Regions from separate parts of the Homo sapiens genome. Here region 2 is linked to region 1. Evidence: chromatin loops called from intact Hi-C (ENCODE). Cell type or tissue: PC-3. All regions are shown on one strand. Links, peaks and the distances in the headings refer to the core of each region. The heading gives the core; the rest is flanking DNA. Region 1 overlaps COL21A1 (collagen type XXI alpha 1 chain). Region 2 overlaps COL21A1 (collagen type XXI alpha 1 chain).

The links. Peaks named below come from ENCODE experiments on the same cell type or tissue, not always from the same donor. Only the 100,000 strongest peaks of a DNase experiment are listed, where the experiment ranks them.
Region 2: it touches region 1 in a loop (2.5-fold over the local background); 1 of 110 quality-filtered maps calls a loop at or near these places.

What each region holds. Positions count from the first base shown.
Region 1 is chr6:56,167,280-56,172,671 of GRCh38, reverse strand. It overlaps COL21A1 (collagen type XXI alpha 1 chain), which reads left to right. Exons shown (of 30, transcript NM_030820.4): 4 at 1,544-1,712; 5 at 1,807-2,023; 6 at 4,375-4,548. Among named protein-coding and RNA genes, the nearest start is that of COL21A1, 78 kb to the left of the region's middle. In PC-3, for the core only: no CTCF peak of the experiment used is centred there; a DNase peak (open chromatin) is centred at 3,121; H3K27ac peaks cover 635 bases.
Region 2 is chr6:56,221,877-56,227,268 of GRCh38, reverse strand. All of the region lies in intron 1 of COL21A1 (collagen type XXI alpha 1 chain), which reads left to right. Among named protein-coding and RNA genes, the nearest start is that of COL21A1, 23 kb to the left of the region's middle. In PC-3, for the core only: no CTCF peak of the experiment used is centred there; a DNase peak (open chromatin) is centred at 3,078; H3K27ac peaks cover 2,671 bases.

The sequences.
Region 1 (5,392 bases), core at 134-5,133:
ATTAAAAGTCATTTATGCACACTGTTACAGTATTATAATATTGTGTGTCTGTCTATATATTTACTTTTATCTGAAAAATTTATACTATCTTATGCTTTTATGTTGCTGATTAGTATACTTCTGTTTGATCTTGAAGGACTCCTTGAGAATTTCTTATAAGGCAGGTCTGATGGTGATGAACTTTCTCAGCTTGTGTTTATCTAGAAAAGTCTTTATTTCTCCTTCATTTTTGAAGAACAGTTCTGCCAGACATAGCATTCTTGTTTGGCAGGTTTTTTCTTTCCTTTCAGCACTTTGAATATGTCATCCCACTCCTGGCCTGCAATGGTGCTATTGAGAAATCTGCTGATAGTCTTATCAAGGTTCCCTTGTACATAACAAGTCTCTTTTTTCTTGCTGCTTTCAAAATGTGATCTTTGCCTTTAACTTTTGACGATTAGATTACAATGTGTCTCAGTGTGGATTTCTTTGGGTTTAACTTAGCATATATTAGGCTTCTTGAATTCGAGTATCCATATCCTTTCCCAGATTTGGGAAGTTGTTGGCCTCATCTCTTTAAATAAGCTTTTTGTCCCCTTTTCACCCTCTTCTTTTTTTTTTTTCTGGAACTCGCAAAATGCATATATTGGTATGCTTGATGGTGTTGCTTAAATCTCTTAGGCTTTCTTCACTCTTTCTCTTCCTTTTTCTTTTTGTTTCTCTAACTGGATAATTTCAAATGACCAATTATTGAGTTTGCTGATTCTTTTCCCTCTGCTTGTTAAAGTCTGCTATTAATCATCTTTAGTAAATTTTTTCAGTCATTGTATACTTCAGCTAAAGTATATCATACTTATTACCTATATAGCTGACTATGTAATGCTAATGATTATTCTTAAGAAAATATTCTTTATAAGTATGATTAATATATAATTATAGATGAGATAATATGTCCGTCTGAAGAACTTTCATGAATAGATGGGACCCAGGTTAAGTTTTTTCCAGAGAGACAGACTAATGATATTTGAGCTATAGAAATATAAGCTGCTTGAACTGGAAAGAAAATCAAGAACAGAAAATACTTTTTACCCCTTAAATGCTAAGAATGCAAGAAAAGAATTTTAGTGTTCATTTTTGAATTAAATAAATTAAAAGCATTATCCAAAGTTGTATGACTAGTTAATAGGAAATCCTGGATGAGAATGATAAATCCTGTTCCATTGTTTTTCTTTTCCATAGGTGTTATATTGTCTCATATTGCTATTGTCTCAATTTTTTGCTAAAGACAATACATTAACAAATATTTATATTTTTGTTTTACTTTTATCCCTTATTTTTTAGAGAAAAAAGCATATTAAGATCTCACTCTTAAATGTGTAAAATACTTCTACATTTTCTCAGAAAATGTATTCATATACATTTATATACTATACATTTGTATACATATGTAGATTTTATAATTCTAATGATAGAATACTATATTGTCTAGTATTTCTCCCTTGATTTTTCTTTTATTGTTTGAATAGTCCATGATTAACCAACTTTTATTGCTTTTGCTTTATAGAATCTGTCTGTCCAACACGAATTCCAGTGGCAGCTCGTGATGAAAGGGGATTTGATATTCTTTTAGGTTTAGATGTAAATAAAAAGGTTAAGAAAAGAATACAGCTTTCACCAAAAAAGATAAAAGGATATGAAGTAACATCAAAAGTTGATTTATCAGAACTCACAAGGTATGCATTATATGTTGACACAACTTTTTTGGGGGGATATGTCTGTGGACATGTCAAGAATTCTTTAAGCTTACACTTGCTCTTCTTTTTCTAGCAATGTTTTCCCAGAAGGTCTTCCTCCATCATATGTATTTGTGTCTACTCAAAGATTTAAAGTCAAGAAAATTTGGGATTTATGGAGAATATTAACTATTGATGGAAGGCCACAAATAGCAGTTACCTTAAATGGTGTGGACAAAATCTTATTATTTACAACAACCAGCGTAATTAATGGCTCACAAGTGGTTACCTTTGCTAACCCTCAAGTTAAGGTAAAGATGCCTGGGATAATACCATGATTATGATATTCATGGGGAAGCACTATTGGGTTTATGTGTGTTGGGGAAAAGAGGGCTATAATTTTAACATGATTGGAAATATTTTTACTTTAAATTTTAATGTTTCTGTGTTGAAGAAAACTAACAAAGAAAGGAAAATTGTTTCTTGATCAATATGGGGACAAATGCTGAGGGGGAACTGACATATTTTGAGTGCCTACTACTAGGTACCAGGCACATTTAATTATAATAGCCATCCAATAAAGAAACCATTGCTCCCATTTTGCAGACAAACTAATATTCAAGGATGTTAAGTTCTCCCTCAAAATAGAACAGCTAATAAGTGATGACATCAGGAATTAAATTTTGGTCTAGTTGACGTCAAAGTCCATATTGGTCTGTTTTACACTGCCATGTTCTACAGGATATTTACATGAAGACATATCTGTTAGAATATTAAATACCAGATACATAATAGGTATGAAATTTACCTTAATTTAGGAGGACATTTTATTTACCCTAATGGAATACATATTTAATAGAATATACAAACTTGAAAAAGTTTATTTTCAAAATCATGTTTTCAGAATCCAGATGCAATAATAAAAGTAATTAAGTTTTGCTCATTATTATGATAGTCTAAAGCCATATTACACAGTTTAGGAAATATATATGGTAATATATATAAAGTATGCAATTTCTTCATTTAGTAATTATATTACATTTAAAAAATTGTTATTTGCTGTCTTCATTAAAGCCAGTGTGCCAGATTCTGTAAGAAATGACAAATGAATAAGGCATGTTTCTTACCTTCAAAGAGCGTATTTACAATAGGATATTCAAGGCAACTGGTATGAAATAGAAGTACAAAGTGTTAGTGGAGTGTGGATGGGAAAATGTGTTCTAACATAAAATAAGAGGAAATCTGCATAAATGAAATAATTTTTGAACTGGACCTTGAAGGATGTATAGCATTTTGATGGAGATGAATATAAGGGCGCATTAAATAAATGATTCAGTATTGAGTCATCAGGTGTGTAATAAAATGCAGGGTTTTTATTTAGAGAATGCAAAGTGACTCTCCTGTGTTTACAGTATAAGATGCATGGAAGAAAAAGCTATCTAGGTGTAAGCCCAATTTATGAGGGGCCTGGAAAGCCATATAATGTGGTTTGGACTTTATTCAGTGAATGTTTCATCAAAAGGTCTTGACCATAGTGTGTCATGGTCAAGGCAATCTTCTCTACTTCTTTTTCTTCTTCTGTCCATAAATAATACTTTCAACTTTATCCTTAAATTAGGCCAGGTCCTGGGGATACAGAAATTAATAAGATGGAACATCTCCCCTAACAGAACTGTAGGGAGAGAGATTAATCCTAGTGGTGATCTGAAGGATGGCTTGGAAATGAAAGGGTGAGAGATCTAGATAGATTTGAAAATTATTGAAGTAAAACAAGAGTTCCATGAGCCTAAATTATGGTAGTGACAATGCAAATGAAGAAATGAATTTGAGTCAAGTTGAAGAAATATATTGGGTAGAACTCTGCATCTGGTTAGTTACTGCAACTCAAAGAAAGAAACTTATGTTTAGAGGATGCTATTACGTAGGGAAATGGGGTCAAGAAGAAAACTCTGGGGGGTAGTTCAAGTTTATTTTGTTGCATACGTTGTTGGGCTAATTGTGAAACATCCTGAAAAATTATTCTACCTAGTATTAGAATTATAGGACCCACACATAGGAGAGGTACAGGCTGTTAGTGTAGACATGGTAGTTATTATATACCAGTGATAATTGGCCTGGAGGAATGGATGAGTCAAAGAGGGGGTGAAAAATGTCCAGAATAGACCTATGAGTAATGCCCTCATTAAAGGGTAGGTTGAGGGAGAAGAACACTCAGAGACAGAGAGAGAGAATGAGCAACTAGGGAGGAAGAAATGAAAATGATCAAGATTGTTTGAATTCCAGAAGTTGAGTGAGATTATCAAGGAAGATTGATTAGTTATGGGGCCCAAAGTTGCAATGAAATAAATGAGATGAGGCAAGGAGGGAAGCCATTTGGATTCAGAGATTATTAAACTCATTTATGATTTTGAGGTAGTTGCTTTAGTAAGTTGTTTGACAGTTTCTTTGAAATATGTAATAGGAACTCAGATAAAGATTAATGAAAGAATTGGTGGATAGCATATGAGGTCCACCTTGGATCAGGGTGAATTAATGTATAATACAGTCAGTCTGTGTGGGATGAAGTTTCTCAGCAATGGTTAGGAACAAGGGAGTAAGAACAAAGAAAATAAAATATTGTTAGGGGCTTTATTTATGAATCTTCCACACTTTCTTTTTGTAGACGTTGTTTGATGAAGGCTGGCACCAAATTCGTCTCTTAGTAACAGAACAAGATGTGACTTTGTATATTGATGACCAACAAATTGAAAACAAGCCCTTACATCCAGTTTTAGGGATCTTGATCAATGGGCAAACCCAAATTGGAAAATATTCTGGAAAAGAAGAAACTGTTCAGGTAGATAAATAATGATTTACTCTTTGAATTATATAGAATGAAACTTTTGCTGTCCTTTGTAATAGTTTTCACCACATTTAATCATATTTAACATACTTATGAATTCCCTTAAGTTGTTCACCAAAATGTGGTCAGTTCATTAGTGAAATTATGCATATGTATATGTATTAAAATGCAGAATTGGACTTAATCTATTTCATAAGAATATTTAGAAAAATGTTCCCCTGGGTTCAGGATAGAATTCTACATTTCTAGGAAACATTAATTTCATGTTTCCCAAGAGAAACATAGTTTAAGTAATAAATTTGGAAAAGAAAATATAGTTTCATCTGTAAGTGGGGCTATAAAAATGTCTTTGCAGCTGCAAGGATAAAATTAGATTAATTCATGTCAGGGTTCTTCACAAACAAAACTGTTTCTTAAAAATAAAGCAATTGTGGTATGTTCAAATTATACCTACAGAAGTTTTGTTTTGACTTTTTGATACCTCCTTAAACTGGAGTATCTGTATTTGGATGGAGAAATGTGTCTGTAAATGCCATTTCTAGAAAAACCCTTTATTTGAAAAGGTATGTCCCTCCTGCACTGTTTCTATTAAAGGAAGAGTCTGTCATTTTCATATACGTGTTTACACATGTGGTCTCTATGAATTAATGCTACATGTCAAATTGTAGTAAATATTTAAACATTAACAGGTGCTGGGCCTACTAATCACACAACACTCCATGCCAGCAACTAAATAGCGAAGACCAAAGATGGCTTCTTGAGTCCACCCTATACCATCAGGAATGTTGTGGAGATTTAAGATAAACACAGAAAACCTGGGAAAACTTTTAAGTGTCCG
Region 2 (5,392 bases), core at 159-5,158, 55 kb before region 1:
ATGAACTAGCATGTCATATTACACAGCACATTCATTTTTGTTTCTATTATACAGCATAGATCATATGAACTTCACATCTGGTAAACATTTGTACATTGAATGTGCAGCTGCCAAGAATTGTGGTTTCTTGGTAGCATCCCAGTGACGCTGAGTCAAGGTCACAAAACCAGCATTGCAGAGTTTTCATGATCTGGAACTGTATCCTGCTTTTACTTATTGAGAAAGTTGCTCTCTTAGTTCGTTTGAGGACCTGTCATGGCACCATTTTAAGTTTGGAAAATAACTTGGGCGATTCAAAGTCCATTATACTGTTTGTGGGCTCCCCCTATACGAGCCATCCCACAGAGATGGGAATCTTATCTACTTAAAAAAAATCCAAAGAAAGTATTTCTTAATTCTTCTCAGTGACCTGTTTTCAAAGTTTGATAGTCTCTTCGAAAGTTTCATTGTCATAACAACATAACTCTTCCCTAATTTAGTTTTATCACCTTGCACTGTTTTTTATGGAAGTGAGGAACATTGGATTTTCATATAAACTGCAGTGCTGAAGATACCAGTGCATTGCACCATAAAAGCAAACCAAACAACACCATCACACAAACAATTCAAGATAAATTAAGTTAGGAAAATGGGGTTTCACAGTGTGACTCAAATTAGGCTTGCCAGTTAGCTTTGGCCTCCAAATGGAAGTCTAACATTTTGGTGTGTGGTTTATATTTTCAACATCCTTAGTGAATTCTGTCTTGAAAAGCCAGATACCATTAATATAATGGAGGAACTGGTTTATTTTATATTGATATAATATATAAAGCTTTTAAAAATGTTTCATGATAGTTACCTTTTCCCTCTGGGATTATGAGGAAGAGGGACAAATATCTATCTCTTGAAAGTTACAGTAGAATCATTAGTAGATGTGTTCATATACATTAAATAACGAGGAACATTTTGTAAAAAGTTACTTTGCTCTTCTTTCTAGAAAGGAATGATATAACATTCCTATATTTCCAGGTGAAGAAAGCAAAGTGACTTTTTTTGGTATACACCTGACTGTAAAAGCTACCCTGTAGGTAATTCGGCTATGCCCTACACTTATTTTTCTCCCTGATGTTAAATGAATTAACAATTGGTAACATTCCTAAAATTAGATTTGAAAAGAAAAAGTCAAGATATTTGGATTCTTTAAACAATTCTATGTACTATTTGTACTCTTATTCTTGGGAAGAATATTTGAAATAAGGTGAGAAAAGGACATCATGAAATGCAGGCATAATACTCTTTGTAACTTCCAGAAACATGTACACCACAATGAAGACAGGATGCTCTGTGATTAATCTATTTAAACACTGTATGCTTCCAGGGATCTCCTACCCAGGAAACAAAGCCCACAGGAAGACCATCACATAGGAATGGTAAGACATCTCAGGCACTTGGGTGACTAGCTGTGTCTAATTTTACCTTCTGCCATTCTAGAATTACTCAAACTTAATTTCAAAATACTCTTTTTTGTTCCCGTAATTATTGTGTTTCTTGTCTTTTTAAAGTAATTAAATTTTAAAAAGACTAAAAAAATTAAAGGCCATGAATATGTTTAAAATTTGGAATCCTTTTGTTTTTATGCCAAAGTTCTCATCAGATTATTTTCTGATGTAGATTATTTTTCATTGAGTACCTGAAAATAGCACATCCTTTGGACAGGAACAAGCTGAAAATTTGCCCAAGTGGCAACCTGTAGGCAGCCAAATACCAGGTCTCTGCTGTCAAGTACATTTTTGTTGCCTTCATTCCACTAGCTACCATAGATTCTGTCTGGGCTAGAGTAGAGAACTTAGCTACTTAAGGCTTTCAAGTTTCCTTACTGAGGAGTGAGTAGTAGCCCACTCAAAGTGAAGCTCTAAAAGAGTTCAGAAATTTTGAGTCATTCTATCACTCAGCAGCAGGTGTTGGAATGAATGAAGACCAGTTGACCTAGTGGTTAGTTTCTTGATAGCTTGGGGGGTTTCAAAAAGATTTAAAGAAATGATTGTTGAGTACAGGGGCAGTTGTTTGCTTTAGTAGAAATCTTATTGTAACTTGCATAATGTCAAAGGAAAATGAAATGTTTTAAGGCTTTGTGGGGAAAAATTTAAAATTTGTGGCTTTGGAGGAGTCAGTGGTGTTTAAACTAATTTAGTGGTTAAAGTGATCATTTTTTAGAATTTGAGAAAAGGGCAATCTTTTCTGACTTTTTTTTCCTGGAGGGTCAGAATTTTGTTTTTCTTTCCCTGTTTATTACATTTTAGTTTTATGTTACAATTTACACTGCATGCATGGTATCTTGCTCAACAGCATTGCTGTTCTTTATCACCATGAGTTTGATGATGAGAGGTAGGTGGGAAAAGAGGTTGGTGTGATTTGGTTCACTAGTTGTGATAGGTTAAGTAGTACTTTTTGTTAAATAATGGAGTTTAATTTAACTATAATATTTCAGCATATTTGTCCAAATGAAATCCAGTATGTCATTGTTTTCATTTAATGGCCCATATTGATGTGCTTTTTCCATTAAGGGACTTGGTAAAACAGGGAAATATCAGAGAAAGAACGGCCCATAATGTCGATGTTTTTGTTTTGATTTAGTTACATCTGCTGATTTTTAGAAACCCAATCCTTTTTTGGTATTAAATATGATTTTTAAAAAATTCGTTTATGTCTCCCATATTCCAAAAAGACTGTGAATTATTCAGTAGCATCACTTATTGACATAAGGTATATGGGTTTCAGAATGAGAAGCATTAAAATAGTATTTTTGTTTTAATTACATATAAAATAAAGTACAGACTATGACACACTTTTGCTAAAGAAAATTGTAAGCCTCCACGTTAAGTCATGGAATTCAGCTATACATGGCTATTTGTTCTCTTTGTTTAAGAAGTAATTATTGTCTGTCTACTATTTTTATGTCAAGAACTATGAGCCTGAGATTTTACCCTACTTGCAAGCTAACTAGTCTGGTACAGTTTTATAGGTGTTGGCAGAGAGGAGACTGTTGAGTCAGGGACAAAAGACTTTATTACTCACAGCTTCATGTTTGCATTGGTTGCTTTTTCCCCTAAGCCCCGTGGGGTGATATGGAAGGACCCAGATAGATGCTATGTGCATAGTGGGTGTGTGTCATGGCTGAAGAACTCCAAGCTCAATAAATCCCCAGTCTTATAAAAAGGGTACTAGTAAATCTCTCCAATGTTTATACTGGAAAAAATTACCTTTCTTATTCCAGTCAGGAAACAAATTTGCCCTTATCCCAGGAGAGAGACACTGTCTCCCAAGGCTGTAGGGGATGTATCTCAACATCTTTGGGAAAATAGGTGGAAATAAGATGCACAGAACACTCCATGAGTATCTTCCAATACTTTACAGTTTAAAAAAATAAAATAAAATGTAAAATCTTAATGCATGTATCAATTAATTTACTTCTCATAAGGTGAAAGCCTTTTGGTGACTATCAAGATGAATCATGGCACATTTTGTTACTCTGGCAATAGCTAATGATGTTACACACTTGAGCATCTTTGATTTAAAGGTAGTTTACCATGAATGCATTATGCAAATATCATTCTACATTGCTTACAATTTTTATGTTTTTTTTAAAATTAATATTATCCCCTTACCCAAAACCCCAATGTAATAGCTGTAATTATCATAAGAAACATTTACTGGTGACTGCCAGAAAATTTTAATGTGTTTTGTTTGGCACATTAAACAAATGTGCTAAGCATGTAAAGAAAATTGCATAAACCTAGTACCTAAATTTTTAGAGGAATTTAATATAGTTTTTAAATTTAATGATTCAGTTACTTGGAAAAGCAAATAAATAAGTGTTTCAGTAAGTCATGTTATAGAATGAAGGATATTACTTATGGCATCCAAAGAAAGCCTGAATAAAATATGAAATAAGAAAGTACAGTCTTTCCCTTCATATTAGAGGGACACTTTTACTTTTCAGTGGGAAGACAAAAATAAGCTCAAGACAATAAAGAGGAAAATAATATTAAAAAAATAACATGCTCCTGTCCTCTCATCTACTGATGTTACTGTCAGTCATGATCAGCTTGACTTCAGATGAAAAGACAACAAATACATGAACTGATTATCCCAGAAAGTAATGTTGGAAGAACACGGTTTATCCCAGAAGTGACTGGTAGAGTAACAGCAATAAAAGCTTATCCAGGGATTCCAATTTTTTTTTTTTTGTTCTGAATAGAATGTGGATATCTCTTACTTTAATATAACTTTGTCAGCATTTAATAAAAAAAAAATACTGATTGAGTCACATGATACTCACTGGTATGAGAGCAAAAAATGTAAAAGGATGGTCAAAGTCAAGGACATAGATTAATCCACTCACCCTCCATTGTCAAAGCCACCAAGTAGGCTTCAGTTTTTTGGAAACTGTAAGTACTAATCTGTGTGACTCACTTTGAAATTCTTGCAAACATTCCCTGGGAGTCCCTTTTTTTTAAAGAATAGGAGCTTACACTGAATAAAAAGATATCTGATTGATAACCTCATGAAAATCCTCTAGGCTGAAAGCCACAGAATCTTTGTGTACATGATTTTTTTCTGAACCTTAAATGTAACCAGATGTATTTTCTTTTGATACTCTCCTACTCAACTGATTTAAATGAATGATTTGTCTTCTAATGGGAAATCTGTGTTTCATCATAGAAATGGATTACATGTCTTAAATTTAATTACTCCCTAGAGAAGCAATGCCTCTTTTGTTTTATATTCTTTAAATGTACTAAAGACTTATATAACAATTTTATTATAGGCATGAAATATTAGAGCTTTTTAGATGAATGGATGGAGAAACTTGAAAAATATAACCACCATTATCATGTGAGTGAGTAAAGTATAATAAAAATCCTCATAGACAACATTATTAACCTCCTATTTTACAATTAGTTGCCTGTAAAGCTAAAATAAAATAAAAGGAAAACACTTTCAATTTTTTTTTTTGAGACGGAATTTCACTCTTGTTGCCAAGGCTAGAGTGCAATAGCACGATCTCGGCTCACTGCAACCTCCACCTCCTGGGTTCAAGTGATTCTCCTGCCTCAGCCTCCCGAGTAGTTGGGATTACAGGCATGCACCACCATGCCCGGCTAATTTTTGTATTTTTAGTAGAGATGGGGTTTCACCATGTTGGTCAGGCTGGTCTCGAATTCCTGACCTCAGGTAATCCATCCGCCTCGGCCTCCCAAAGTGCTGGGATTACAGGTGTGAGCCACCATGCCTGGCCAACACTTTCAATTTTAAATGGACTCTATAGTTCATGGCCAAAGAATAAAAAGCAAATATAAGCCATGAAATTGTGTGTGTGTTTAGTAGCTTTCTCGATTTGCTTTTAAATTGT